Linked DNA regions of Homo sapiens: region 1 is linked to region 2. Evidence: chromatin loops called from intact Hi-C (ENCODE). Cell type or tissue: dorsolateral prefrontal cortex. All regions are shown on one strand. Each heading gives the region's core, and the rest is flanking DNA. Links, peaks and the distances in the headings are about the cores only.

Region 1 (16,086 bases), core at 4,082-12,081, 63 kb before region 2:
ATACTGCCTGTTTCTAATGAACTTATTATTGAAGATTCTCACAGACATCTTATAGAAGAGGTCTATGTCTGATTCCTTCTTCTTCTTTTTTTTTTTGTTTTAATTGCTAATGTCCAGCCTCATTACTTGGATGAAGGAGATGCTTCAATGAATATTTGTTGATAACAACGGTAAAAACAGGAGTAAAACTTTGGACGATGTCAATAGTTTATAGGATAAATTCTGAGATATCACAACTTTCAAACATGCAGGAAGCCTCAGGGAATAATAAGGATTATTTCTTATTTAGTACAGTTTAAAAATATGAAGAGCATATTTCACATATATTCCCACAATGAGAAAACTAACTGAAGGATTTTTATTTTCAAAATTAACCAAGTCTTTTGTTTGGGAAATGACATTAAAATTTTCAACAAGAAAGTCTCTCTTCCCACTGCCAGAAGTTACAATATTGAAAACATATGAAAGTTCTAGTTTCTGCCACAAATAAATATTGAACTGGTCAATTTGAATTTTTACTCTCTGTATGAATGGATATTCTTGAAAAAAAATTATTTAAATAAGTAATGTCAAAGATTAATTTGTGAATATTTTAAAAGAATACTCTTTGCTTTTTAGTAGTTATGTGATAAAATTCATAAATGTATTATGATTACTCATATGTGGCTCAGGATGGTTCTTTCTTTCTTTGATGATCCATTCTAATAACTGAACAGCATCTCCCAAATCAGAGAGGCTTTCTTCAGATAGTACCCTTTCCTTCCTCTTTGTCTCACAAGAAAACTAGTGGGCATCAAACTTGACTCTTGGAAAGGCACTGCAAACTCTATGAATTTCTACCCAAGCACTGAAGAGTAAGACAATTAAGACAATTGTCAACAATTAAGACAGATAAAAGCAAGATTAGAGTTACTTTCTGGCACAGTGACAGCTACAGAGATGGTTTTTAGTCTTTGTAAAAATGTGCTTTTGGGTTTAGGGTTTCATCACTTCCTTCTATTCATCTGAAATGAGTGAATACATATGTAAATAAAACATCTACAAGAATTCTTATGTAAATAAAAAAAATATAGCATTCAGAGAAAGAAAAGAGCAGTTGATAAAGGAGAGCCAGTGCTGTGCGGCTTTGTGAACAAGGGAGGAAAGGATTTCTTTGTGCCACAACAAAACGTAACCCTGCCCATGAAAAGAAGGAGACAGGCTAGTTTCTGCTAAAAGCCAGGCTGCATGTAACTGACCCAGTGGAGGAAATCCTGGTTCTGTCTCTGGGGCTCCTTAGCGGTACTACGTGGATCGTACAGGTATGCAAGATACCTGTGTTTGTTCTGCTGACCTGGGCCCCAGCAGTGGGGCACATTTTTAAAACAAAAGCAAAATAACTACCAATTATTTTTAAAACTATATTTAAGAATTATATTTAAAACTGTTTCTACTGAGTTCTATTATTGTTTAAAAATAAAGACAAGCTAATAAACAAATTATGCCTTTAATAAGTTGTTGCATCTTTGTTGTAATGCTGCTGGTTGCTAACCAGAGGAGAATGTACTTCCTTCTCTCCTATCCTCTCAGATTAGTGTCCTACATGTACATTTCCAAGTTCCCCATGGAGCTGGGCATTTTAAAGGGTGAATTAAACTGGCACCACTTGAGCAAAGTATCAATCACCCTTTGAAGTTGGCAGCCTCTCAACATATTTTTATGAAATGTTACGTTACTTTATGACAATTCTCATCCTGGCATAAGCTGTGATCAGTTATATATGGGAAGCAAGGTTCTGTGAAACAATCACAAACAATAAAGTCAATAATCTGCAAATTATGGACATTGATGCTTTTTAAGATTAGAGTAATAAAAATAGCTAATCACTGTCTTATGTCTTTTTATCAAAAATCTTAGACAATGAAAATTGTGAAGGTATTGCTTTCATCTTATGTTGCTGATCTTTCATTTGCTACACAGCAATTGTTAGGTTTAAATATGTGAGATGAAACATTTCTTTCAATAGACTTAATGTTAAGCACTTGAGTGAAAACATGAGTCAAATGTTTTACATTAATTTTCCTTCCTCCCTCCAGTAATGTAAGATTTTTGTGACCTGAAAGTTATGCAAATTTGCAAGTAGGTTAAAAAAGAAAAGTAACCTTATAGAAAGAGATCCTCACAGTAATTATTCTGATGCTTCATTTGTTTGCAATTTTTTTTTGGCTATAGTTTGGATGAAAAAAATACAAACCTCCTTTTATATGGCTTTAGGCTTTGTATTTATTTATTTTTTTAATTTGAACCAACCATTCAAAAATGACATGAAAAATCTGTCATTTGTTACAAATTAATTAATCAAAAAGTTAATAAGAACTCTTATAGCTAGTAAAAGAACCGCTTTAAACAAGGTGAAAACAATCAGGATAAAAAAAATTCCCATATAGGGTAAAATGCACCCACAAATAAGTAAGGACCAATTGCTACTCAATGCACAAAAATAAGCAAAGATTCAAAAGCAGAGATAAAGCTATTAAGAGTAGCTTTATCCCAAAGGTAATTATTGCTAATGCTTTTTAGGATGGGAAAAAATCCTACAGTAACTTTCAGTATGAATCTCATACTGAACCCCTATAACAACTTTGATGTGTTCTCACTATAACTCGGCTAATAGAAAAGGCATCCTGCTTTCTAAATATCACACCTGCAGTTGTCTACTCTTGGGAATCATTCAATTCATCAGTAAACACAACCCACATGCATCAAAAGTTTCCACTTTTTCCAGCTCTTTTTAACACTAGGATCCCTCCCCTCTCCCCAGGCTCCTTGCAGCTATCTAGGGAATCTTTCACTTTTTGTCCTTTCCCGACCCTTCTGGACCACATTTTCTCTTCTTATTCAGGCCATCTGCTCTCAAGGAAGGTAAAAGTTCTGCTAGGAAAACAATCAGCATCCCTAGCCATTAGTTGCTTTTGTGAAATATCCTTTTAGCCACTGCCTATGAAGACATACATTGTGCAAATCACAATTCAAATTATGATGGTCGTTTAAAAATAGTTTGTAATTGATACATTTCTGGCCAGAGCCTCCCCCTTTACTCTGGTAGTGGTACAATCTCCTTGTTCTTGACAGAAGTCTTTCTAAAGGCCTGCTCAAGCCTCACTAAGCAGCTGTGAGTTAGGTCATTTTCCCAGGAGTTTTACATGTGGAAAACTGGGCATTAGTAAGGCCTCAAAAAGGACACCATCTGGCCCTAGTGAAAAAAAGGATCATGACACTTCCTGTGGTACCAACAGACCCTGATGAACCAGAAAGGAATTCAGTCCTGGACTGTGATCCAATAGAGACCGGCCCCACAATCACCTCCGTGACAGCCAACTCCATTCATCTTAGCAGTTATCTCATAGCACAATGGACTTTTGTGCCATGCTGTTTACTGGAGGCGGAGTAAAATCCATTTTGATTTTTGTGTTTAGTCTCAGTGCCTGTCCTCTTTCCTGGAACACATACCACATCAGGAGAGACTGAGCTGCACAAAGAACAGTTCTTTCGGTTCCCATTCAAACTTCTTAATTTCCCTCCCACTGTACATGGGGCATAAGAATAAAATGCTGGACTCTTCAGAGGCTTCAGAAAATACCTTTTCTTGACATGAAGAGCCTCTCCTCCCACTTTCAATAAAATTTTTTGAAACTATTGAAATCAATCACTTTTTTCAGAGAAGAAAATTTAAATTTAAACAGATAAAGAAATTATTACTAGAAGTGTTTCACTGACTCCATTTAGTGTTTGTGTGTTGAAAGATTCTGTTAAAAACTACAGCAACAACATCAAGTAAACCAGGTTTTCTTTTCTGAAAAGAGAAGTGACTGACCAAAGCAATAGGAGGGTGAATGCTGGTGACATCTTACATTGTTCTATAGTTGTTTTCAGCTTACAAAGTCTTTTTATATTTTCCTTTTCAAAAGATAGAAATGGGGCAAGTTGGATTAATACAATCAAATCTTTAATTGTTAAACTTTTTTCTTTGAAGATATTACAAAACAAACAACAAGGAAACCTCTTAATTAACTCATTCTCAACAACTACATGTATATACTTTTTAAACGTAAAATATTATTTACGGTGGCCGATTACAGACCCTGAATGTGGTCATCTCAAAAATGAACTGTTGCCATTCAGGATAAATAGGGGCTTCCATCTGAGGGCTTTTATGTCATGTGGGCGGCAGCACAATGGGGAGGAGATGGCTGTAAAGGGAAGGTGCTTTCTTAGGTCCGAGAGCTCTCTTCTCAATTCTAACCAGATTCATCTTCATTATCCACCTTCCATCTTTTTTTTTTTTTTTTTTTTAATTCTTGCAACCCTATGATACTAAACCTCATTTTGTCTGCCACTGGGGCTTCGTCTGTACACAGATCTGAATCCTCCCCCACTGTTGGAACCTTCAATAGAAAGCCATATTGCCACACAAAGGGACTTGGGGGTTAAAGAAAACGGTTAAGGCCCATCGTTTTATTCTCAGAATTTAACTTGGGGAGGGGAATAGAGAGGCTGCTCTTCTTCCAAATAAATTTCTCCTGCCTCAATTTTGAAGAACTTAAAAAGCCAACACAGAATGAGTAGAACTTAATGAAGGAAAACATTTTTCTGACTCTCAGTCCCTGATGGAAATGATCAGGCTCTATTGTGGGAAGACATAGCTGTTCCTCACTTATTAACATGTGTGTCCAAGGCCTAATTATAGGCATTCTCTTTTAATGTAGAATTGTCACCATTGGTGTTATTCATAAAGTGCCCATTGTGAGAAGTTCAAAACCGCAACCTTTATCTGTAGTCATCAGTGAATTTTCTCTGGATTCTGTAACCACTGGCAGCATATTATGACTACAAAGCCCAAGTTTTTGTGTATTACACTCCTCGTGTAATAATGAAAATGCCTGCAAGTAACAGCTTGATTAGAAATGAAGTGGGGCGGCAAGTGGGGGGCGGGCAGAGGGGAGAGTAGAGAGAGTTTCTATTTTGAAAGATCTAAAGCAGAGTATGAAACAGCCAGCATCCTCTTGCTGAAATGTCTGCACAATTACGCACACAGTTATGAGTTACAGTCTTTCATATGATGTGTCTCACAGCTTAAGTAAGAAAACTACCAAGGAAACTTTGAGGTAAGGGCCAGCAGTTAGGGCCACAGACCTCAGTGCCTGAAGGCTGGTTGAAAAGAGTAGGCGAAGCTGAGCCACGAGGCTCAGGGAGGGCATGGGATGCAGATATTTGGAAAACTGCCTTTGAGGTAGCAGAGGCAATTCCCTAAAACAGAAAGAAAAGGAGAAGAAAAAGGAGTAAGCTCACCAGGAGGAGGAGGAAGCCCACAGTTTCCTCAGTGCTGCTGAACATAAAAGCCACTTAGATGCTAGAAAAGGGGGTGAAAAATCCAGACTTACACAGGCACATAAATGTTCAGTAATTTGGGACACAGACTCATTCTTTCCATAAAGATCATAAATACTCCCTGTAAGAGTAATGAAGTTTATTTTTTTCTTTTTTAAACAAAAGAACCATTGAACACCCCATAGGTCATAAAATAATTAATTTTACCTATTATCTCTTCGGCCACTTTTCTTAGCATTGATTTTTACATCATTAACATGTTTGCTTAGTATTAAATAATTTTAGGGGACTAAAATGTTAATTAAAAATATAAGTGACATCTCAGTTGCTAGGAAGGCCAGTGAGAACATTGTTTTAAACTGGAGGCTTGTGCGGCTCCCCCCACCCCACAGAAGCTCTGTTTTAAGGCAACAGTTTGCTAGGAAGAAAACGACAAAACCAGAAACAATTTGCTCCTTAAAGGATTTGAGAATGCTTATGTTGGAGGCTTACAAAAGCGGCGTTATGTCCTTGAACATTCTAAAGATCATTGTTAATAGGATCAATTTTTGTGTGTTATTCAGCTGGATCGTTCGTAGATTGTAAGAACTGCATTTTAGTAGGGCACATGGTGGTGATGGGGGTGGGGGTGGGGGGAAAGGGAAGGCCCAGCAAATTCCATGTGATCAGTTCAGCTGCAATAATCTCTTTTCTCCTTCTTGACGAAGCCACACATGAGAGCACTCTGGTGTCTTTCATCATTATTTGTCACCCTTTTGTGCAAAACAACTTATATCCACAGCCATTCCAGCAATTAAAATGAAAAAGAACCAAACAGTATTCTCATTGAATACTCAGAGGCCAGTGCCACCAAGTGCCATCCAACCTATTGAATGTCAGATACCTAATGCCATTAGAGCTCTGTAAGTATTTTGTGAAAAAATAAATAAATAAATTGTTACATGCAGAATGTAGAGAATGATTTACAAAGATAAAATCTTTTAATGCCCTGGCAACAGCTAGATCATCTGTAACAGACTCTCAGTGACAATGTGAAGGAGAACTAAGCAACCGACAGGGATTCAGACTCACTTCAAAAGACTGAGAACTTTGAATTTTGGTAGACAAGTAGTCACAGGGTAAAGTCAATTAAACAAGAATAAGTTAATTTTGTTTCTGTTGAAATATTCTCTGAAAATCACAATGAACATTTTATTAGCCTGATTTTTATTAAATACTTCTCCAAAACTATAATGTGCCACCAATTCCAAGAAAAGTACACTTTCATTCCTTTTTCTGAAAAAGGGCAAACTCAAAGAAAGTAAAGATAAACCAACTTCCCCAATACCACAGACAGAGAGAATCAGGGTTGAGGAATGATGATGCCTTGGGCAGTGGTGTTAATTTTGGACCACACACTCCAGGAAAAGAAGAACCAGGAGGGAGATTTTCTCATTCCATATGCCACATATTTTTATGTGATTTCCATCTGAAAACTTTAGGGTTACTACAAGATCATCAATTTTGAATCAATGTATTTGTTATTCTATTCGGGTGTCATTTTTAGAAAATATTATTAATAATGTTCTCTGAAATACCAAGAATGTACTTTACTGAACATTGTAATACAAACTACTTATAGATCCTTGTTCTGCATTACAGTTTGGTTAGAAAAATATATGTTTAAAAACGTAATTAGCATTTAAGGTAACATGTTGCTGAAATTCTGAGGAGGTATCAAGAACTTGAGTAGACAAAAAGAACCTTCTGGAGAATGTCCTGATAGACGAAGGAAGCAAAAGAGAGCCTGAGTGAGCAAAGGGCCAAGGCATGTCAGAGATGGCAAAAGTGATTAAAACCTAGTAAGCACCTTATACCAAGACACTCCCACCTGCACAGCAACGTCTAGAAAGGGCTTCGTTCTCTTATTGCAATTTTGATGCTGAGTAAACCTGTTTATCTAATGCAGAAGGGTTGGAACCAGAATTCCCAAATTGTGATTTGTACTTTTATGCTAGGGGCAGTGGAGTCACTGAAGGGTTGTCAGCAACAGTAGACTGTCTTCGGCTGACTTGGACACAATCATTGAAAATGGCCAAATGCTGAGGGCAGAGGTGAGGCATATAGTTCAGTATTGCAGGAGAAGGAAGTGAGAACTGTTATTTTTCCCACCACATGAGAGAAATGTCAGAAGAGCTTCCCCCAACATCCCAAAGATCCCCATCAATGATCTTTAGGACCACTTGGGGTGGTTGAGGGCTGGCCAGATTGTGGTCCCAAAAAGCCCATTTTGTGTAACACTCTCAGGGTGCATCATGACTAGGAAGAAAACAGCAGATACTGGACGTTTCTTCCCTTCTCCTAAGCTGGGATTTGGTAACAATCTCTTTACAACCTTTTGGGAATGCAAAATTCTAGAATTGGAAGAGTAAACTTTTATACTTAACATTCTTCCCCTGTAATTTCATAAAGAAACCTGCATGGGGAGTCACTGTGGCTTTTACAGATCACTTTAAAGTAACTACATAACGTTTATAAATGGCAAAGATTTCAGATGAAGCCCTGCTAAGGTTCCCCCAAAATGTCCTTGTTTCTAAGAACAATAATAATAACAACAACAAAAGGAATTGGAATAAATTAAGTAGCTAGCCTGGGTTGGTGCAGGTGGTTCTGCTGCTGAATAATGATTGAGTATGTCCCTTTAAAGTGACCATATTTTCTTGGTGCATTTTGTTTTTGGCAAAATATATGACTTTGAGATTATCAGTAGGGAGTAGCTGGCAATTTGGCTTTAATTTTTGTAAACTTTCTTGAATGCTTAATTGTTTGCTAAGATGTCAGCTGCAAGATTAGTGGAGCTGGAAAAAAAAAAAAGCCTGCATTCACATTGGCCCTATGTCTATTTTCAGTGTGAAAGGAACTGGCTGGAGAGTGTTGCAAACACTTGAAGCTATGCATTCTGCATTACAATGAAATGGTGCTGTATTACACAATACCGAGGGTTTCTTTCTTTTTTTTTTTTTTAAAGGGCATCATATCCAAGCCCTTTGAATGCACAGCAAGAGCAACAGATGACAAATATTAGGATGTGCTAAATGCCAGAACAATTACATTAAAATGGATTTCTTCCAGAGTGAATCCTCTCCAACTTCTATTTGGTAAATAATTAGATTGAATACACAAGGACTCTTAAAAAATACTGGAAGGAAGCTGAGTCAGGATTTTAAAAAACAAACTAACTTATCTTTACATCAAGAAAATGGTGTCTGGCGATGTATCCACAGATCAAATGTGTACAGGTCTCATGAAATTTATGAAGGTGTCATTTAATGTAGTCTTCTACCTATCTGTGAGAAAGAAAAATGTCATGAAGTATACTCACAGTTTGAGTTTCTTTTCCATATCTTTTAGTTATTGTAAATACAGGACCTTTAACTTTCTTGTACTAGGGGAATCCCTGAAAATGATGCATTTACTTCCTCTCTCAATAATTCTTTTTTCAAAGAGCAATATGTATTATTTTTAAAGTGAAAATAAATGAAATTTAGCAAAATCACTTAGCACTTTAGGAACAAATAATAAATACATCTGTAATGCAATTTAAAATGTCTAATTATATTTAATTCTAGTGAAGTAAGCAGAGTTAGGACTGAAACGTCCAGTTCTTTATCCACAACTCCAAATCAAGCACGCAAATATGTTTGCTATCTGATGCATGGTAAAGAAAGGAGTTATTGAAACTTATATAAAGCATATTTTAATATTCGTGGGCTTAGAGCTCTATTTTCTAATGTATATTTTCTATTTAGCTTCTGTGATCCCTTCAGGTGGAAATATCTTTTCTTTTGGACTTCCATAACACTTCTGATCTATGAGACATTTGGCAGTTGTTATATTTTGCTGTGTTAGCTACTTTATTTTGGTGGTGGTTGTAAGGGGGAGCTCTGTTTTATTTATCACAAAGCACAGAGTCTGACATATAGTAAATGCTCAATAAATATTTGTAGCGTGAAGGAATGAGAGCATGAAGGTTATGTGTATGTATTTGATCTCCTGAAAAAGCATCCAGCTCCTGGAGGGCAGAGAAGGCACGCTACACTTTTGTTGCCTTGCCCCTGGCACCTGGTGCCCTGCTGTGACAGATTATACGGTAGAGTGACAGCATACATTTGATAGTGACAATAACTACTATGAAGAGGAGAGACCAAGAGAAGAGATGAAGCCAGGGAGGAAATAGAAGAGAAGAGAGAGACAAAACAACAAAAAAGGAAAAGCTAGTGCAGAGAACCAAGCTCAGGTCCAGCTTCACCCTTGTATTAACTCAAACTTTTCCCTGTTTTAGTCAAAGGGGAGATGAAAAGCATGAGAGGAGGGAAATTCAGAAAGTAGAAGAGCACACATTATGCCTGAGATTGTGATCAGTATTCCAAATTTACCAAACCACTTGCCAATGTATGGATGGCAAATATTTTTAAACAGTTCCTAATTTAGTAAACTTAAACCATTATTTTGTATTCTAAAGTTATTGGGAAATTGAAGTTTATTAGATATTGTAGAGAATTTCAAAGAAGTAATCCATAAAACTTGAGAAAGTATAATTATTTTTTCCTAATGAGTACACTTAACAGGCTACAAACTCTCAAATGTGATACATTTGGCAAAGAATAGGCCCTGTCATGAAACCTGAAAGAGGTCTATGCCATTATTAATCTGCTACCCAGGCAACACTTTTTGGGCCTTAATGAATAGCCTCTAATTGGCTGGGATTGGCCCACATACCCAGGAGCTATTCACAAAATACATTTTCATCCCCCAAACTTCACATCTTTCTTGCATCTGCCATAGAGGAAGATTATCCTGCTCGCATTATAGCACGGTTTTACTAGTTATGACAATGACTGATATAAGTAATTACTCCATTAAGATTTAAAAATATATATTTATGATTGTATACATATAATATAAACATACTAATAAAAAGAATAATTATTGAATTACAAATAACTTTGATAGTAAGGGACATGTATATTCAAAACATAGATCACTGATTCTCGGAGCCTAGATAACACAGCTACTCAGAAAAAAAAAAAGGTACTTTCTTTTTCATTGTTACAAAAAACAAGATGTGAGAAGATTCTATTTTTATGTGTTTAATAATTGACCTAAGGGTTAAGGAGGGAATCCTTTGATTCATCTACTGGTGATATTTGAGACACCTGAGGGTAAGGACCGTGGCTTCCCCATTTCCTTGTCTCAGGATCCTTGGCAATGTGGAGTACTCTCCTAGGGAATCTCCACAGGGTGAGGTGTGTAGGTGAATGGGCACAGCAGAGGAGCAGAGGGCTGAAGAAAACTGCCGACTCTCCGCCTCACCCACATTCCACAGGCATCAGGCTGCATTAGCTCAGCAATCCCTCCTCTGCTCTCTTCTCTAGCACCTCTAGGGACCTCTTGAATACCTTCAATTGTTTTATTATTTGCTTGTTTATTGCTTCAGGGATGCCTTTCTATAAAATGTTTAAAAGCTTTAAAAAATCTGTAGGTGAAAGGATAGCATATTTGTGGTAATGTCTAGAAGCATTTTGGTAGGGATCTCTGGGAAAGAAAACATGACTCCATAGTATAACTACCTCCCTCTAATGTAAATAAAATTAAAATTCACTAACTGGGCCACAATGCCTTTTCCATGAACACAGCCCTCTCTGTGTGTGATGGCTTCCTGTACCCCAGCACCAAGACTTTGTTGTCAACTTAGAACTCCACATCTTGGATGGCCTGCTAGAGGACATCATTGATCCTTAGACAAAGAGGGTTCTGCCTCAGAAAGAAGGCATGGCCAGAAACAGAGACCTTTGTGAAGGGTTGCAATATGAGGCACACAGGAAAAAAAAAATCAAAGGAATAAAGGAATGAGAAGTAGGAGAAAGAAAGGACCAGGTGAGTGTTGTCAGGAGAAAAGTATCCAAACAAAGGCTGGCTTGTGTGGCAATCTGATGTTGTAAAAGATTTTGCATGCAGATGAGTCATGTATAATCATCTTGGACAGAAAAAAGAAAGAACCAAAGGGGTTTCCTGGAATAGGGCAAGGTGACATTAATATGTAAATGAAGTAAAAATTGGGTAAGTGAAGGTTTCATTCAACATGATAATGATGCAATGTGTATTCCTGCTATGGTGCTTATCTGAAGATAGTTTTAATCCTCCTGAAGAACCTGATAGCCAGATACTTATTCTTGAAGTACTATTGTTACTAAGTCTCAGATCTCTAGGAGGGTATAATTTTGTAACTCCAGAATGCCCTGCACCATTGCTGAAAAATTTAGAAAACACTGTTTCTTCTTTGCAAGTAAGTGTTTGTATTTTAACTAGGGAGGAAATGAGATAATTGGACTTTTGGGTGTTTTGTGTGGGAGGAGGGATAAGGAATTGAGATGGGCAGGGGGAAACAGATCGTGGGGAAAAAGACAGAGAAGCATCACAGAGTAATCTGTAGGAATCAGAAGTCCATGGGGAAAGAAGACACACAGCAAAATTTGGTGTCATAACTGCACTTCATGACAAGGCTGTAAAGGTGCTACGTTGCTGTGCACCTGGCAGCCCACTATAGGCTTTTCTGTTATTTTTCTTGCTCCTAAAATGTCACATCACTTATACTATTTTTAATTCTTTGTCAGTGGACACATAATTGGCAGAGAAAACTGAGAACAGAAATTTTCTCAGAACATCCTGGTTATGATTTACAAGCTTCTGATTTTTCCTGTCATGGAGAAAAGTACCTGAGAACAAGAGCTGGGAAATGCTTAGCTGGTATCAAAATTCCTTTCTTTGTATTGAAAGCTGCAGCATTCAATCATTTCCAAGAATATTCAAGACCAAAACTGGCATAAAATTTAAGGTTGCTTCCATCTAAATATGATATTTGGGATTTTCCCAATAGAGCAATCAAAATTCACATTTCTAAATCAGCCAAATTTTCATGCTTTGGGATTTTATTATAGATTGAAAATATGACAACTATTTTCCTTTTAAATTGTATTTATTATTTTATTTTATATGTAACACACATCAGTTGTGACATGTTGAAACAGTACCGAGGTATATAATGAGAAAATTATCACCTCTCCACCTATTGCCATTTCAATGAGGCCAACCTTATAAATGCTTGGTGTGCATCTTTTCAGACCTTTCTTCTTGCTTATACCAGCATGCACAAACATATCTATGCATATATAGTTGTGCTTTCTACAAAAATAATGCCATATTGTATACACTTTTCTGAAACTTGGTTTTATTTTAACCTAATAGTAACATATAACAAATATCACCATGGTTAGGTACAGACCCAACTCATTCTTTTTATAACAGCAGCATAATAATATTCCACACCACAGAGGTAGCATCTCTTCAGCCATTTCCCAATTAATGTGCATTTAAGTTTTGTACAGCTTTTCTTTTCAATTGTCATAGGAAACCTCTGGAAATATTTTATACTATTTGTTACTACTTCATATTAGAAGACAAGTCAACCAGAATTAGCATAAATGTGAGACAAGGCTGTAAATTAGGAGAGCCTCAATAGCTGCTACACTGGGTGCATATGGAGAGGGAAGCTGGTTTTGAAGTTTGTATGTAAAGAGGAATTTAAACCTAAAATATACAGGTTTGTGTTACTGAAATAGGATTTTCAGACACTCAGAAAACTAGTGAAAGAAACTAACAGATAAACAGGACCGTGTACATTTATGGTGCTTTCTTCCAAGAAAGGCCAAGTGCTTTACAGCCATTCTAACTGTTACGAGTTAGAAATGAGGGTACTTGTATATCACAGAAGGGTGTAGGAGAGAAGAATAGGAAACCAAGTCTCCCAATACTAAAAATAGACTAGGTATACATTGCTTAAAGAACACACAATCTCCTAAATTCTGAAGAGGAAAAGAATGAGCTGAGGGGTTGTAATACATGTTCATAAAGGGCTCTGCTTTACAAAAGGACTTACCACTGAGTTTCTGAAGCAACCTATGCATGCTGAATGGCCCAGGAGCAGGGCTTCATGAGGACATGCCTATGGCCTCAGGAACAACTCCAGACTAATGCACTCTACATCTAAGCATCCACCACCTATCACGCACATTCAAAAGTGAACAGAGAGTAACACTGACTCACCACTCCTTTGGGATATCTAAGAGTTCCTGTAAATAGAAAGCTCTGTAAGTGCATTTAAGATCTAATTAATTTAGAAAAAAAGAGATTTAGGATAAAGCGAGGTCCATATTTATTCTGAATTGTGGACCTGCTAAAATAAAAGATTTCTCTGAAAAGGGCGAAGTTCACTCAGAATAATAAAATCATTAACAGATAGCAATCAGTTGAATAGTGTAGGCTGGTCAACTCAAGTTTCAATCTTGTCTTTAGGTTAAATTGATAATCTGATTTTGGATGGATTTACCCCCTAATTTGTTCATTTTCCAATTCTTAATACATGGCAGTGGATGGCAACTATTATGCTCCGCATTTCTGTGTAATGATGAAAAACTGCTATTATCAGTCTTATATTTGAGGTTGGGGCAGAGGCTGGCTAAGCTGCCCAAAAGGACATAAAAGATGCCTTGGATAATTCTTGGATAATTTTGTAGCTCTGACATGGGATGGAGCAAGAGAGACAAAAAGGATCGAAAATTTATCCAAAAGCTCTGCTGTGTTCCCCGTGGCTCTGCCTTTCCCTCCAGACTCCGTAGGAGCCTCGGGCTGCATGGACATGGGAATACATGTGCAGGAGGAGCAGAGAACTGGGATCATTCCCCCTTGCTGTTTTGTAACCTTGATTTTCTTCTCTGCAATCATAAACTTGATGATGCTGTGTCTACTTCCAGCCTCTCTGATGCTGCTGAGTCCAGGGCACTGCTGTTTCACAGCCTTCATCCTGTCCAACAGTCCTGGGAAGAGAGCACAGCAGGTATTTTTGCTGCTTTCTCTTTGTGCCCATCCAGTGGCTGTCAGTGCATGCATATAGCAGTTGCTCAGTGCATTCTTGATGAACAGTTGAGTGACTTTTCCTCCTTCTTTCAGTTGTTGGCTTCTCCTCCTGTTGGAAACACTAGTATTTTTCTACATGTGAACCAAGCATAATGGGAGAAAGCAGTTATGTCAAATTGTCCAGGCATTTTGCTTCTACTATCTCTCTAGTTAACATTTTCTCCCCTCCACAAAACCTGCACTTTGGCTGCCTATTGATTGTTTTCCTGAATATGCCCAGAGCATTCCCGAAGCCTTAGGTCTGCCTCTGCCTGGGACTCCTGGATTTTCTCCTCTTATCCAGGTCAGTTCAATGGTTACTGAATACTCATGGATTGCAGCCAGTCCTTGCTGAAATTTTCTGAAGGGAAATGAGAAAACAAACCCACACCCACATACCCACCCCCCATCCCCCCCGCCACACACACCAGGATAATTTATTTCTCATAAGGTCAAATTCATTCAATTTAAAGAATTGTACTTCATTTTGAATTTTTCAAAAGCATTTTTAGTGTTAGAATATGTCCTTCTAAATATAAAATGATGGCTATTCCAAGGTGGAATTATTTTTGGTTTTAATGGCATTACTTGGAAAAATTAAGAGCTGGCAACATTTTACAAGTCTGCATGAAAAAAAAATGTTCCATAAAATCTTAATATCTAGAAATTCACTTTTCTAAATCTACTACCTCTTTTACAATGCAACTCAGTCTAACTCTTCTGGCAGGAGAAGGCTTATTTTTAATAATCACTTTCTCCTGAGTTCCTCTGGCATTTGCCACCCTTATTATTCATTCAAAGCGTATTCAAGAACTTACTACAGAATAGGTACCAAGCTGAGCATTGGGCATATACATAGTGGTAGAAAGAATAAATGCAATTTCTGCTTTTATGGAGCTTACAGTTTACTAAGAGAATATAATTACAAAATATTAATTAAATTACAATTGGGAAATTATTTTGGGAATTTTCCAGTTGGAAAAATGCTGTGAAGGAAAAATATATTGTTGAAATAATATAATGGGTGGGTTTTTTTTTTATGTTGGGGTATAGGATGGCTTCTGAGACCTGCAGGGTGAGAATAATTTGTTCAGGTGAGGTACAGTTGTGTTAGTGTGATAGGAGGGACAGGGGATATCCTAGTCAGAGAAGGAACATTTGAGTTGGGAAAACTCTTGGTGAACATGAAGTCTAGTAGAGAGAGATGGAATTAGAGATGGAGGAACTAGAATTCCTAGACCTTATAAGTCATGTTTAGGACTTGATATTTTATCCCAAGTTTAGTGGACAGCCAATGTCCAGTTTAAGCAGGAAAGTAATGTGATGATTCAATTTGCATTTTAAAATGTGAAGGTGGGCAGGTTGGAAAGTGGAGATGTTAGTAAGCAGGTCCCTTAGAGTCCGTGTGTAAGATTATGGATTTGGAAATAGAAGAAAGTAGACGGATTTAAGAAACCCATGCCTATCCTATTTATTTTGTAAGTACCCTTAGCACCAAGAGTAATTTTTAATGTTATTATATTCCCAAAGAAGCTAAAGTATGCATTATAGGTTTGCAATATGATGAGCAATGGTTCTAGGTACTGAGACTGTATCTTTAGCTAAGAGATAGTTGGTACTTGTCCTATGGAGTTTGCAGTTCAAGGCAGGGACATAGAGAAACAAGGAAGCTTTACATTATTTAGTGGTAAGGACTATGGCATGCATAGGCACAGGGTACTGTCTAAG
Region 2 (16,086 bases), core at 4,092-12,091:
GTTAAAACATAAAACAATAATAATGATGATGATAGGGCTAAAATTTAAATCTTTCATTTAGATTAAAAATTATTTTGGGAAATACATAATTAACATCTGACTTACCAAGAATTTCTGTAAAGAAAACTAAGGCAGTAGTCCTCAAAGTGTGGTCCCTTGACTAGAAATGTCAACATCATATGGCAAATGCCAAACCTTGTGCTTTACTCAGAGCAATTAAATCAGAAACTTGGTAGAAGGGATTGGGGAGAGACATGGTAGACTTCATTTTAACAAGTCCACTAAGTGATTCTGAGGCATACCAAATTGTAGATCTACCAAGCTAAGGAATTTAGTTGAAAAGCAGTCATCAAAAGCAAAAGTGAGAACACAAACATGTCACTAGGCTTACATCCAGGGAACAGCACTCTGGATGTTTACTTATTAAAGAACCTGTAGTGTCTAAGCCTGCTCAAGATGACTAATATAGCTTTCATGTGAGAGAGGAATTAGCTTATTCTGATGTCACAAAATTTAAAAAGCGATTGCATTTTTGAGTTAAAATAATTCCCAGGAAGCACTGCTCTGACTGAACTCCCTTATGTGATATGAAAGGAAACTAAAGTGAAGCAGTTTGCCAACACTCATAGAGCTGGCCAGATACAGTCTGAAACTCATGAAGGAGGGATTCTATCAACTTTTTTAGGAAAAAAAGCAATTTTCTTTTGTTAGAATCCCTTTTTTGTTTCAGTTTGCTTATATCCTCCCTTACCTTGGAGAGTCATGAGGTCCCTATCCATGGTCATAAAACATATGGGGTGAGTACCATATTGTCAGAGGTTGGTAGGGTGAGGATTCCTGTGTCTATTAGAGTGTTGGACTAGAATTGTTTTATCTTTTAAATATTCGATCTTACCAATAATTGCATTTGGGATTTTGAGGAAAAGTGGTAAAGAATCAAAATCACCTTTAAATTTATTATTACTATTATTATTAAAAGTAAGTGAGTTAAAAGTAGGGGTCCGAAATAGTGGCTGAAAGAGAGAGCATAGCTCTTCCCTGGAGAGTCATTTTTCTGCCTTGTATTTCTGGATTTCCTTTCTAATGACTTCTTGGATAAACCCTGTGGCTGTTTTGCATTAAAATGTGCCCCAATCCACACCCTAGTAAGAAGTAAGTCCTGACACAGTGGAGTTGCTAATAGCCTAAGTCTGGTACTTCTTCAGTTTTCCAGCTTGATGTCCTTTTCCCAGTTTATTCTTTGAATTCTCAGTTCTTAATTTCTAGCTTCATCGCCTCACTGTGGACTTAAAATTTCTTCCTAAAGCTCTCCCAATTAATGGTTAGATTCTCTTCTTGTATCTGTGGACCCTTGTTTTCCCTCCCCACCTCTGAGCTACATTTTCTCTTTGGATCACTTCTGGCTGTTCTGAGAAACACTTCATGGGGACCAGCCACTCTGAAGGTCACATGGCTAGGGTCCTCAGGGGTTCTCCCTTAAGGCTGACAGAAACACCATGGCTACTTCTTGGAATTTAAAGTTTGCTACAATTAGCACATTCAAAACACTTGCAGCTGAGTGTAGGAAAATCTGGAATTAGGAGGAACACAGGTGATTTGTAGAAAGCCAAAGGTGAGAGCTGGATAGGAAAGGTGCTTGATGCAAGGTCAGATGGATACAGAGAAAGGCCACAAGTAGAAGTAGGTTTTGGAGTGAGTTTACTAACTAATTATTGGCGACTCCAAGGTAATTTTTAGGTCCCCCAGCAGGTAGGCTGGATTAACTTTAAAGTTGCTTTAAACTCACCAGATAAGTCCATGAGTTGGACGATAAAAATGACTAATTTTTTAGACTCATTTAATTTCCTCAGCTCCGCTTTGGGTAAATCCATCAGGGGGTTGATAAAATATATTGCTGGTGGTAGATCAGGGAGTTTAAACTTGTAAATACACCCAAAGTCATACCTTTTGGGAACTTTGTTCATAGTAATTTTTTGTTGGTTTCTTCATACAGGTCTTGTTACTCATAATTACATAGAATGCAGTTGGCAGACTATGGCAGACAGGCCAAATTGGGCAGGAGCAGCCTGTTTTTGACCCTAGAATGATTTTTACAATTTTAAAGGGTTGTAACAAAGAAGTGTATGTGACAGAGACCATAAAACCAGGAAAGAAGAAAAACAAAAAAAAAGTGTGACAGAAACCAAATGTGACTCTTTACAGAAAAATGTGCTGACCCGATGTAGAATTTACTCACTGTAAAGCTATTCTTTATGATCCAAGAGCCAAGAAAGTTTTGTTTTACTTCATATTTAATAAAAATCCATTGTGACTTTTAATTTTATGTTTAATTTTACCTGTATTTCTCAGTACTATATTCCTTTTCCAGTTTCACTTCATAAGGAAATTAAATAATGTTTCTATTTATTTCTGAAATTAAAACAATTAGATAATGTAAGTATCTGTATAGATGAAATCTATTAACTTGCTAATGTGGTCATGAGAAGTTTGGTATTTTTATGGGACTTTCAAATGAAGATGCTTGGGAGGAGCTGAAACCACAGATCTGGAGTTCAAGACAGAGGTCTGGGTCAGAGGTAAATATTTTGGAATTTCTGCCCTGTAAGTATGATAACTGTCCATTTCCGAGGGTTCAATATATCCATGGGAATATCTATACTAACCTTAACATTTATTTAACCCAAGCCTGCAGCTTGCTTTAGTTTTCGAGTTTAACGGAGTAGGCAGCCATGTCATTAGCATGTCCACAAAATAGTATCTTTTCTCCCAAAATAGTATCTGTTAGCTCCTCAAAGACAAGGTGTCTACTTTCTGATTCCTGAACCCATGGTGCCAATTGAGTGATTGTCACAGAATGGGAAATCAATACATGTTGAATCAATAAATGAATGGACCAGGCAGACATGGCAAGGCATAATTATGATACATCATGCAGAAGGCTATAACAGTGATATTAACAATGTGCTCTGGAATGTGGAGGTGCGGAGCCTGCCTGGGTAAGTCTGGGAAAGCAACATGAATTCAATTCTTCAGAGATGAATAATTTGCCACATACAGAAGAAGGGAAAAGGAATTTCAGAAATTGAGAAGTATATGCAAAAGTGAAGAGGAATACAAAAGTATTCCAAAAATTCAATGTGACTAAAAGTTTGGTGCAAGGGAGCCTGTATGTGTGAGGAGAAGGCAGGAGACTAGTGAGGCTGGTCCAGGGCTTTTGGCATTTGGGGGATCTGGAACAGCATCCCAGCAAAAAATAAGTGCTAAACAGGGAGAGAAGACATGTTGGCTACTCTAATGAACAACCAGGCCTTTGCCTTGTTCATAGCGGCCTGAACTAGGCTGGGTTAATCTGAGACACAAAGTAGTGTTTGTCTGGAGGAACAGTGGTTGGTATTTTTAACGTGTTACAATATCTTAAATATATTCCTGTGATTTTCGGCAGGTGGAAAAGCCTTAATACAGAGGCAATGAAAGCAAATGTCCTGAGCAGGAGCTTAGGAGATGAGGATTCTATTGATCTTATTCCCAGCTCTTAAGCCTCTAGCTGTAAAACCTTGGGCAAATGCTTCCTTGTCCTGGATCTTAACTCCTCTAGGGATTCCTGTTAATCAACTTTGTTTCCCTACTTTCAGCACTGATTCTGGCTCATAGAGAAGTTCAATAAATGATTGTTAAAAAATACAGAACTTTGTCCCTTTTATAAAAAGAGGTAATTAGATTAAAATAAGACAATCAACAAGGAATATTCTAGTCTTGACATTTTACGACTTCATGACCTTAATTTCTTATTTTTAATAGCACAGACAAACCCATAACAAATGGAAACATCATATTTGTGTGTTGCTTAACGATTTACAAAATATTTATACCTATTTTCTCTCAGTAAAGTCCAATAAACCTGATAGCTAGGTTTAATCATTCACATTTTAAGGACAAAATTGAAGCTAGAGACAGGAGCTAATAAAGTAATGGAGCCTGGATTTAAATCCAAATTACCTGATTGCAAATTGAGTGTTTTCCCACCCACTGCATGTCTTCTCCCACCATTTTGAGAACCATACTTTTCTTGTCTGTGTCACATCTCCCTTTAGTGCATTTGCCCCACCTCTCTCTGTAATATGACATTGCAACGAAGCCTGTTGTGGAATTTTAGATGAGAGAATGCAGCTTATCTGAGGAACCTGAGACAGAGCCAACATGTCTAGCAATAAAAATAATAATGACATTTTGGAAACCTCACCTTTCAATTATCAGCTGTGACAGTGAGTACACATTTGCAAGGAGGTAACCTTCTCTCCCAAAAAGCAGGAAGGGCCCATTGCCTGGAATCACATGCAGAGATAACCAGACACATCTGTTCTGCTTTCCACTGTGCTTGCCTTGAGTTTCTTGAGGAAGTCTAATCTTGACACTGAGTGACATGAGGCACTCAGTAAGTTGAATGTAAATGAATCCAAATTCTGAGGAAACAGAGGAAAGCCCATTTTTAAACATTCTATCAGAGTTCTTTGGATAAAGGCTCAATTACATTAAATTAAGCAGCCGGCTAGCAAGGCTAAAAGAGTTAGTAGACAAATACAATGTGCTCTTTTACAATAGCTCCAAGAACTATAGGTCAGCTTCTGCTTCTGTTGGGAAAATAACATGAGGGGGACATTTGTAAAGGGCCTATCATTGTCTTGATAAGTTGATACCGAAACTGGTAATCAGTGGAATTGGAGGCATCCTATTTCTTGTTTGAATAGAAGTGAGGCAGAGACACAAAGAGAGAGTCCATCTCAATTTGTCCTAGTATTTCCTGATTCAGATCTCTCAAGCTAGTATCTCTTACTTAGTCATACCTTAGGTGTAGCTTCCAGGGAAAGTCAATGATACAGTACACGATAAGGAGTAATTATAGGAGATTGGATTAGGTGATTTTTCTTTTACGAAAGCAGGCACACACAATAGAAGTTCTTATTGCATAAACAAATGGAAAAAATATTTAAGTAGATTCTCCTGAAATATATCTTTGAGAATAGTAAAATTTTGTTTGCAATGCAGTATAATATCTTCCAGTTATTAAATGCACAGGTGCTCTCCTGTGTAAGAATTTCTAGAAGGGAAAACCCAAGACATTGAATATTATGTTAAATCCCTGGTTTTATATGGGAGAAAAATGTTACCCTGTACTGTTTGAGGTGTCTGGATATCCATATACTCAGCTACAAAGGCATTTTGGTCCACAGATAATTGGATATGCTTTAGTTAGGAAGGAGTTTTAAGTGCCTTTCCCTTTGCTGTTTCTGATGACTCTCTCAAGTATTTCTGTGGTTAGAACTTGGGAATTGGCACAGACACCACTGCTGCAATTAATTGTCTCCTTTTTACACCACAAGCCACTATTGTCTGTGTTCTACTGAGTAAAGGCCATACCCTGCCATTAATTCTTTCCCTACACTGTCTACTTATTGCAAAGGGAGTGCTGCTCCCAAATTAATGGCAGAGAATGTCCCCAGGTACTTGGGGGTTTGCAAGTTGTGGTTCTGAAAACCATGAATTAGACAGTCAGGATATATGGGCACAAGTGACATCGAAGGCATTTTAACCCTCTGTCTTCCAAAGTTACGGTCAAAAGTGCCCCAATGCAGTTATCATTTATTTTCTGCCTGAAATTTCTTCTTCCCTATAATTTTGTGCTGTGAATTTAATATTGCACTATTATGTTTCTCTGAGGATGTGCTATATATACTTTTGAATAGTTATGAATATCATTGTGCAGCCTCTGATCAGACAATCATTTCTTTCCCGCCCTGCAGGGCCTGACTTACTACATAGCTAGTCGAGAGCTCAGTGTTCCTCTCTCTCTCTGCCCCAGTTTATCTATAGTACATTTATTCTGTAGCACATTGTGAGCCCAAGATGCTTAACCAATGCCTCAGATTCTTTGGGTAAAAGCAATTCTAAAACAAATGATGATTTCTCATATTTACATAGTTATCAAATCCCTTTTACACATAAGTCTTTCTTTGATCTTCACAGCAATCTTGAAGGTGGACTGGCCAAGTATTAGAAACCATTTTCCATGGGTGGGTGTAAGTAATATATTCTCATGACCATCAGGACACCTCATCTGATAATGGCTATTTAACATCAATGATGTATTTAAATTTCAGCTATACCACTCAATGGTACTGTGACTAGAATAACTTTCTGGTTTAAATAACTGAAAAAAAAAAGCTTTCTTTTTGTCTGTTATTTGAATTAGGTTTAGTTTTACTGTAGAATAATTTTCTAGTAACTAGAAATCCTTATAAAAATCTTTATAGCTAGTGGTGAAACAATTGATTTATGTTACTTCAAAAGTTAGATTAAGAAATCTTTTTATGTAATTAGTAGTCATTCGGAGTTTCTTTCTGTGACGTCTGTGTTCAGGTTATTAGCCAATATTTTTATTAAGTTATCTAATTTTTCCAATTAAATTTGTAGTTTACTTAGGATCCTAATTTGATGAGAAGTTATCAAAACGTTTACATATTAATTCATTACAAATAACAGTAATAAACCATACATGTTAACACAATTAATATATTCAGTGAAAAATATATGTTCAAAAATAAAACTCAATATAAAGAGTGACATTGTTTTATTTTTTTTTTGTAAATCTCTTTAATGTCTGGCTTAATAGAAAATGACTAAATTCCAATTCCTACTTCTTTATTTAATTTGCTGTGATTATTTTTTATTTGCCTGGTATTCAGTGATGTGGGTGTACTAGACTTTGTTCAGCTATTGTCCAACTGATGGAAATTTACTTTGCTTCCAGTTTCATGTTTTCTGTTTTGTTTTTGACATCACAAATAATGCTGCAATAAACATCCTCATATGTTTAAAAACATTTTCGGAACTACTGGTATTTCTTAAGAGCCAACATGAATCAGAACTTTTTACTCATTAGATCCTATAACTGGCACGAGAAAGCTAGAATGAATTAATTACCCCTGGTTACGTAGTAAATTGCAGACTAGGGAGGCAGAGGCAGGACTGCTGATTCCTACCTTGCTATCTACATCTGGCAGACAGGACTCTGGTTGGGCATGTCCAAGGCCCTGTTCAATCACGTGATACAGCTGCTTCTCTGAACAGTGGTGCTCTGTCTCTTACCAGAGGTCATCAGCTGCTGGCTCCATGCCCACTCAAGGCCTGACAGCCTTCCGTTTAGATCCCAAGAGTGGGTCGTATAGGGCTGCACCATCATGTTATGGAGACTGAGAAATTGTTCCTTCCTTTAATCCTAAATCCACAGGGGGCTCTGCTCCATGAATTTGTGATGATATATTTTCTCTTGGTCTTAAGCTCAGAATATACTGACTATTGTTAAGAAATTCAAAAATAGTCTGTGCTTTATAAAAATCAAAATGACATTCCTGTGAGGTTGGCAAGGGAGCAAGCCTTTTCCTTTTATGGCTGATGAAATCAGCTCATATAAACATTAAGTAAAATGCTGAAGATCACACAAGTAGTACACACCATCCGCACTAGGAAGAAGGTATGTGGAATCAAAAGCGCCACTTGTGTTCCTGGGGCCATTCCTTTTATCTGCCTTGGCTTTTGTGGAGTGAAGCATGTTACTGAAAATAGACTTTCATGTTCTGAGAGGTCTTAAAATGCAGATTTGATGAACACTACTTTCATACTGTTCAGAACCGTTCTGGAATTCTTCCAACTGAAACTTTTGTTTGCATCATTTTATGTTGTTTATTCCCTTCAAATTGCATATAAGGCAATTTATGAGAGAGCCATATATAATAAAACTATTAAGGTAAGTACAAAAACCCACAATAAAATCCAAGTAAAAGGGGGAGGAGAATTTTTCTTACTGCTTGCCTGCTTTCCTGCCTTTCTTTCTGCCTGAATAATTTAGTCCAAAAGTTATTATGTGGGGTTGACCAAGGTGGGGATTCATGAGGGTGTTAGAAGCTGGGAGGGCAACAGCAGAAGCAGATTGACCTGAGTTGTCAGAGTCTGTGTACACTGACAAAAGATGTCCCTGAGGGTGGATGATGGCAATGGCCCAGAGTGAGGTGTGGGAACCGTGGTGTGAGATGTTTAGGCACAGCAGAGATTAAAGTAATAAATATAATAAGGATAATATGTTAGTATAACAATGATAACAGAAATTAGATTCCTCATTATTGGAGAATAGTGTCAAATATATGGAAAGGGAAAAACAAGAATAAACTTTGTGATGTTGAATTGGATACACACACACACACACACACACACACTATATATATATATATGGGTCTAGGAGCAATGACACTTCAATAACAAAGAAAACATGAAGTGCCCAGATCCTGGTTTCTTAAATACAATTCTCCCCTAAAAGGATTCAGATCCCCTTGGAAAAACAATAGGTTTTATGGTTAGGTCTGGGGAGGTAAAACATAACCCTGGACTATCTTGCACCAGAAACTAAGGTAGTGTTCAGCACAGATGCCAGCTTGAAGGGGCTCTCCCTGCCACAATCTGGGATAATTTGAGCCTCAAAATAACAAATATTCATATAAAGATATAAATGAATAAACGGTGAAAAAGAAAGCTTTTATTAACTAATGAATTTACAAGGTGTGATTGAATTAGGATACTAATACACACAGAGGGGAGTCATTGATTAGAAAATCACCATTTGTCAGACATTAAAAGATGCCAAACACGACCAGTGGGTAAAAGTTTGGTAAGTATTGGAATCTACCTAGTCTCAGAGTATCTACCCCTAAATACTTACTAATTACAAAGAGAAAAGGAGGAACTTTATAGTAGAGAAACCCTAGCTAACTCTACCATCATCAAATTATCAAAGGTGACATCATAAGCAAAAGAACAACTCAAAATCATGTGTCATCTGATAAGAATGAAAAGAAGAATATAGCATACCTTATGTAACTTTTCTGCCAAAAATAATTTTAAAAACCCACCTCAACCTAATCGTAAAGAAATATCAGATAAACCCAGATAGGGGGACATTATAGAAACTGGCCTTTATTATTCAAAACAGTCAAGGTCATACAAGTCAAGGAAGAAATGAACTGTTTGAGACTGAAGGAGACTAAAGAGATACAACAACTAATGTAATGCATAATTTGGGACATCCGTTTGTCACTAATGACATTATGGGAACAACTGGTGAAACTTCAGTGAAATCTGTGGATTTTATGATGATAATGTATCAATGTAATTTCCTGATTTTGATGTTTTTATTGAGGTTATGTAGGAGAATGTCTCTGCAGGAATTACACACTAAAATATTCAGAGGTGATGGGGAATCTTGTTGGTAAACTTACTTTCAAATGGCTCAGAGGAAAATATGTGTTTTTTTTTTTTGTATTGTACTTGCAAATTTTTTATTGTTTAAAATATTTCAGAGAAAAAATTAAACAGGAAAAGGGAGAGCTGTATAAAAATGTCTTAGTTAAAACTGTACTCAGATTGAACATACAATTTAGTTTTGAGTTTCCAGCAGTTAACACGGCAAGGTAAACAATAAAGTCAGGTGGCAAAACAGCCTGTTAAGAGCAACCAATTTTCCTTGTACCAAAGTCCATGAGAAGTCTATGGTATGGAGTTTATGTTTGTAACACCTATTTAATTATAGTTCTTCCATACCATAGCTCAATTTACAGAAGCAGTTACTTTCTATCATTACACTTTTCTTGTAGATGATTTTCCCACTAGTTTTAGTCATTCTGAAATAGTTTAGTCTCCAGACAAATATTTTCTGCAGTAGGTTGAAATAATCACTTCTACATGTCCCCATTTGATTCTGTTTGTCTGGAGAGGGATCTTGGGTGCCAGAGTATGTGGAGGGTACACTTTTAGATAAGAAAGAACAACTCCTGGATTTCTTCTTTACAATAATAAATATTTCTGATCTAAAGGTACACTCTGCCATGACATATATTTGGGAAACTGAATAAGCATTTGTAAATAATTATGTGGTTGTAACAATTCAGGTAAGTAATATAGGGAGGATTGGTTGCTGTACACAAACATTAAAGTCTTTTTCATGACATGTCAAACCCATGTATATCTAAGAATAAGAGCTACACCTTATGAACATCTATTATGTACCAGGCACTCTGCCTATATTACCTGCAGTCCTAGACAGAGCCTACAAGGAAGGTGTAATTTGTGTCCTCTTTAAAGAGAGGAAGCTGAAAGTCAGAACACTTAACTGCTATGTCTAAGCACACAGATAGTATTTGATGGAGTTTGGATTCAACCCCCAGTCTGACTGGGTCCAAAGCTTATCTTCTTTCCACCATATCTGTGGTCGCTGTTATCAGTTTTATTTTCTATGCTCAAGGGAAATTAAGTCTTAAGTTAGATTCCTAAAATTAAGCTTGGTCCCTAAAGTGTTTAAGTTAAATATTAGCAGTGAGATATTGCTCTCAGTCCTCAGTATCTGAGCTCTAGAAATAAGATACTGCAAGGACCTAAGCTACTTCTTGTGTTCAAATTAGGCACAATTAGAGCTGTCATATTAGCTTTTCCAATCCACCAAGACATTTTAAAGTAGTGTGTGCATTTTGAAACAGCTCTAATCTCACATATGACTTCAAGTTCTGAAAGCATTATTATCCTTCCTATTGGTTAAAATTCCACACTAGGTTCTTGACAGGTCCAGAGGCATATGATTCATAATAGGCTGTATTTTATTCCTAATTGAGAATATGATACTATCCTGGGAATCGTGGGGAGCCTTGTGACAGAAGAGGCTGTTTCTAAGTAATACTAGGGCTGTGACCATTATCCTGTCCTTGGCATTATGGGGATAGTCAACACCTTGGATTTGGGCTTAGATGGACTCCAATTTTAATGCTAGTCTGTGCCTGAGAGATGATATATGCAGGTATGTGTATCATTTCTACCTCATTAAAAAATAATACAGGAAAGACAACAGAAAGAGATTTGAGGTAGCTGACTCTGTTTCCAGCTCTATACCCATCACGTTCGCTAGTTCTTTATTTCTTCAGTTGTCACAATATCAGTAATATTAATATCCACCTCACAGGATTGATAATATTACTTAATTCTTATGGTGGTTTTTAGATTTCAATGAGTTTATACATATAAAGTAGATTTAAAAATACCTGGCTCATAGAAAGCCCTTATGAATATTTGTTATTATTACTATTAATATATTTAAAGGGATTAACATACAGTTGTTCAAAAAATCGTAGTTTTTTCCATTCATTTCTTTAAAAAATTAGAAAAAGCATAAAATATTTTTATATATCTTTCCTTCAAAGGATCAGTAGAGCTATTTGTGATCAGGCGTGTATCCACCCACATTGCTACAAAAGATCAGAAACTATACTAGGCATTTGCCTTTGACTTTTGGATGCTGCTAATGGTGATGTAATGTACTGTTTTTGATACACCAGGGAGTTGGTCTTGCAAGCTGTATTTGATATATGTATAAGTTTCATCTTGTTATATTGTTTCTGTACACATAATATGTATCCCTCAGGATAAGAAATCATTCATGTGGAATAAATAACACTTTCTCTATGTAGGTGTACAATTATCTGAAATGTAAGGATTGACAAATGTTTGGTTAATTGAAAGTTTTACAGTAATTCAAGAGTTTGAAACAATTTTGAGATGGTGTTGGCATTCTGTCTTTTTTATTACCAAGATTCACTGGTATCAATGATTTGGGCATATTCTGCAAGTGAGTGATTTAAATTCATGGTTAATCATAGCATCATGAAATTTTGTTACAATGAGAAATATTCATTGTCTTCTAATCCAGGGATCAACAGACAATGGCCTTAATCCAGAACTAGCCAACCACCTATTTTTGTTCGGCGTGAGCTAAGAATAATTTTTAAGGCAGGGCGCAGTGGCTCACGCCTGTAATCCCAGCACTTTGGGAGACCGAGGCGGGTGGATCAGGAGGGCAGGAGATCTAGACCATCTTGGCTAACACGGTGAAACCCCGTCTCTGCTAAAAATACAAAAAAATTAGCCGGGTGTGGTGGCGGGCGCCTGTAGTCCCAGTTACTCCGGAGGCTGAGGCAGGAGAATGGTGTGAACCCGGGAGGTGGAGCTTGCAGTGAGCCGAGATCGCGCCATTGCGCTCCTGCCTGCGCGACAGAGCGAGACTCTATCTAAAAAAAAATAAAAAAGTATAATTTTTACACTAAAGCAAATAAGGATATGCAACTGAAATCATATATTTGATCTACAAAGCCTCAATTATTTAGTTTAGCCCTTTACAAAAAAGCCTACTGACCCCTGTCCTCATCCAACTCTCCCAATTTTTAACAAAAGGAGAAACTGACACTGAGAGAAGTGACATAATTCTACTTAAGATAATCCAGTTCATTGGAGGAACCTCTGGAGCCTGTGCCAACTTTCTTGACTCCTGGATTTATGCTGTAGCAGCAACATCCTGCTTTCTCAGCCATTTTTCTCTATAGGAGCTTTTACCTAGCTAATAAGAATTGCGTTTTAAAAGATAACACGAATATTTTAAACTTATGTGGCATCTACTCCCTGAAGATCTCAAGGCACTTTCACCTGGATTGAACCATTTTTGCCAGTGTAGGAGCTGCTTCTGGATGGGAAACTGGATTACTAGGTAGCAACAGCAATTTAGGTCAACTAGTTATTACATATCATCTGGATTAATAATATCTTTAAAAGGTAAGAGGTAAACATATTTAACCTGCTTATAGGAAGCAATATGATACTTAATAAAATAATCATGTTATATATTTAGGCTCCCAATTGAATTACCAAAACCCCAGACTAATGGCATTAGCTTGTCCATCCCAACCTACAGGTTTAAGCCTTGATAGATAATGGTAGAGGTGGCAGTCGTGGTATTTCAAAGTTTGAGATATGCTCAAAACTTTGGCTAAATTTTCATAAAATTATAATTTTAATTTAAACAGTATATATTTGGACATCACTGGAAGGATCCCAGATGAGGGAAATTGCATAATCCTGAGTGGATTCTCCAAGTTTGCCAGTCAACTACCCCCCAAAAACCTCTTTGTGAGTTAAATATTTATTTTTAGTCTATTTTTTCCCTAAGATATTGGAAATAAGTCATACTTCAGAAAAGAATGCCCAGTAATTTCAGATTCGTCCTTTTAATTTTGACTTGTTCGCTAACTCTATACCAAAATATTAAAGATTAATTTAATATGTGAACCAATTACTTCTATAAATTTACAAAAGACTTGCTAACTTAGTTTATATTGCCCAATATGTTTTCTATCCAATATGTTCACTCTAAGTCCACTTATTTTCATAAAATCCACTTTATTAATTGAAAAAAATAAGTCAATAACTTTTCTTGAAGTCAAAACTCCAAACAGGATCTATTATCAGCAGTATAGCTACTTTGATCAGTATTCAGTCTTTGCAAATGCTAAGAATAAGAATGTGGGTGTAATTGGGTGGCATGCATTTAATGCTAACTAGATGAAAATCCATCTATGGAACTAGCAGACAGGTGGATTTCGTGGAGTGTCTTTTTAGGTCCTTCTATTATAAACATTTTTTCAATCAGCTGATGGTTGATAAGGAGCTCTTTAACAACATGGATTATAAAACATTGCCCAAAGAACTGAAAAACGTATGCAAATTTGAGAACATAAAAATGTGTTTGGATTTGATACATTTTTTCAAATGAATGACTTGAATTGAGACTCAAATGTTCTGTATATGTTTATTTATAGGACAATCCATATATTTTATAAAGTATAGCATTAATAATATGATTTCACTTTAATATCTACAGCAGAATACATTGTCTGTATCTTATAGGTATCCAATATATATATATTTTTTTCTGATTCCCCACGTTTAATGGGGGAGAGAAACAATAGCCACAGCTATCCAAATTATTATAAAAAATTTGCTGAGATGCATTACACCAGACACAATATGCTCCAACCAATACTGCTAAAAAATTACATTCAATATTATTTAGACATACATGTAATGAAACTGCAAAAGGCATGATGAGTATCAACGAAAATTACTACATATGTAATTGGGCAAATTACTCGATGTATTACATGTCTTGGTCATACCTAGGTTAGAAAGCTATTTAGAGCGTGCTGCTTCAGCCACAGACTGTTTATTCCTCACATAATGCTAATCACAGTGATTGTGCCTGTCTCTGTTACGTCTGGCAAAGCAACGTGTAAGAAGTCAGCTCTGGCCAGGACAGCCAGTTGAACACACATGGCAACATGAAAAATTCTATTTAGCTAGGCTGCCTATTCCAGGCCCTTTACTAAGGTTCCCAAATCACTGGAAATAAAATTAAAATTTCAATGTCTGGGTATCTTTTAGTATTTCCCTATTTTAGTTTGATTAGTTTGATATTTGGAAAAAATAAAGCAAGTGATAATTTTTGTATTGTTTAAATACATTTTTTATTGTTTTTCTCCCCCCTTGCCATCACATTTTCATAATTTTACTTCCAAGAGAGACGGAATACGCATCAAGGAGCTACAGGGTTGGGGATCCTAGCTCACTTGGCATAACAAACATGATGCCCTTCAAGGCTTGCCATGTAGGCTTTACCCAGAGAAGAATGTGTGGCACTTCAGGGCATATCCTGGGCTTAGTAAAGTAGGGACCATATGCCTACCTAGCATTCTATTCTCGGGCTCTTGTTTCAGAATAATCTTTCATCTATACATGTCTCTCCAATAATATTCCCATTTAAGGATTAGCTTTTATGAGTTAAGGACAATTTCATACTGAGATGGAAGTTTTGTCAAATCTAAGCCCATTTTATAGCTACAAAAGCCAAGGCAGGCCGGGTGCAGTGGCTCATGCCTGTAATCCCAGCATTCTGGGAGGCCAAGGTGGGTGGATCACTTGAGGTCAGAAGTTCGAGACCAGCCTGGCCAACATGGAGAAACACCGTCTGTACTAAAAATACAAAAATTAGCTGGGTATGGTGGCACACACCTGGAATCCCAGCTACTCTGGGTAGCTGAGGCAGGAGAATTGCTTGAACCCCAGAGGTGGAGGTTTCAGTGAACAGAGATCGCGCCACTGCACTCCAGCCTTGGCAACACAGTGAGACTTGGTCAAAAAAATAAAATAAAACAAAATAAATAAATATTAAGGCAAAAGATTTCATTTATGTGAAGTCATGCAGTTAGCCACTTTGTGAAAAAAAACCATGATTCACCATCAATCACAGAGACCTAAAATATTCCTTTTGGGTGTTGCTGCTACTTGAAGTTGTTGCACTCCAAAGATGAAGGTTACATCCACTCAGAATTGAATGCTTAACATTATTTATTTAAGAATGCAATTTGTAGCCAACTGACTTTTTTAGAAATTAATAACCTACCTGAGTCAAAATTGGTCTTAAGCCTTTAAGAGTTGTACTGTGATTCTCCTTTGAATGACTTGCATTTATTGCCCTAATATTGAAGATCTGTTTAGTTGTAGTGTTACTTAGAGTACTTATGATATATAGCATAGCGTATTTCTAAAATGTTTTGTTTCTTTAATTCTAGCTATAAAAGGTTTTTTTTTTGTAATAAGTGACTAGAACATTTCAATTTTAATGTCTGTATACACTTTATAGTTTCATGTATTTATTGCCATAATGTAAACAGTCTACTGTAGAGTGTTACCTAGTTTTTTCCCATTGATTTCCTATCTAGTATGATACTGTGATTATATATTACTTGGTGTTTCTCTTTATTATTCCCCCGGATATTAACTGTGCTATTTTAAAGCATTTAATTTGATGGTGTGAACCCTAATCCCATCGCAGAGCACTTACCTATGTGTCACATTGTCATAATTTAGTCCCTAGTGTAAGTCTAGGGGGGTACTTGCTTTTATTTAAGAAATTCACTGCATGCTGAATTCATCATACTTTGGGAAAACAGATCCTTATTCATTCAGTGAACAGACCATGCAGATTTCTATGACATAGCACTGTGTTGGCCAAGGCTCTGTGGGAACAACTATCTATTGTAAAATGGTAGGAGGATAACTGTGAACTTCTTTTGTAACCAATAAAATTCAGAAATGGCACATTGTAACTCG

Evidence for each region. Peaks named below come from ENCODE experiments on the same cell type or tissue, not always from the same donor. Only the 100,000 strongest peaks of a DNase experiment are listed, where the experiment ranks them.
Region 1: it touches region 2 in a loop (3-fold over the local background); 2 of 110 quality-filtered maps call a loop at or near these places.

The regions. Positions count from the first base shown.
Region 1 is chr6:98,629,366-98,645,451 of GRCh38, reverse strand. No RefSeq gene overlaps it. Among named protein-coding and RNA genes, the nearest start is that of PNKY, 190 kb to the left of the region's middle. RefSeq lists enhancers at 2,285-3,967, 8,017-8,560. In dorsolateral prefrontal cortex, for the core only: no CTCF peak of the experiment used is centred there; no DNase peak of the experiment used is centred there; H3K27ac peaks cover 5,548 bases.
Region 2 is chr6:98,566,248-98,582,333 of GRCh38, reverse strand. No RefSeq gene overlaps it. Among named protein-coding and RNA genes, the nearest start is that of PNKY, 260 kb to the left of the region's middle. In dorsolateral prefrontal cortex, for the core only: no CTCF peak of the experiment used is centred there; a DNase peak (open chromatin) is centred at 7,143; H3K27ac peaks cover 1,775 bases.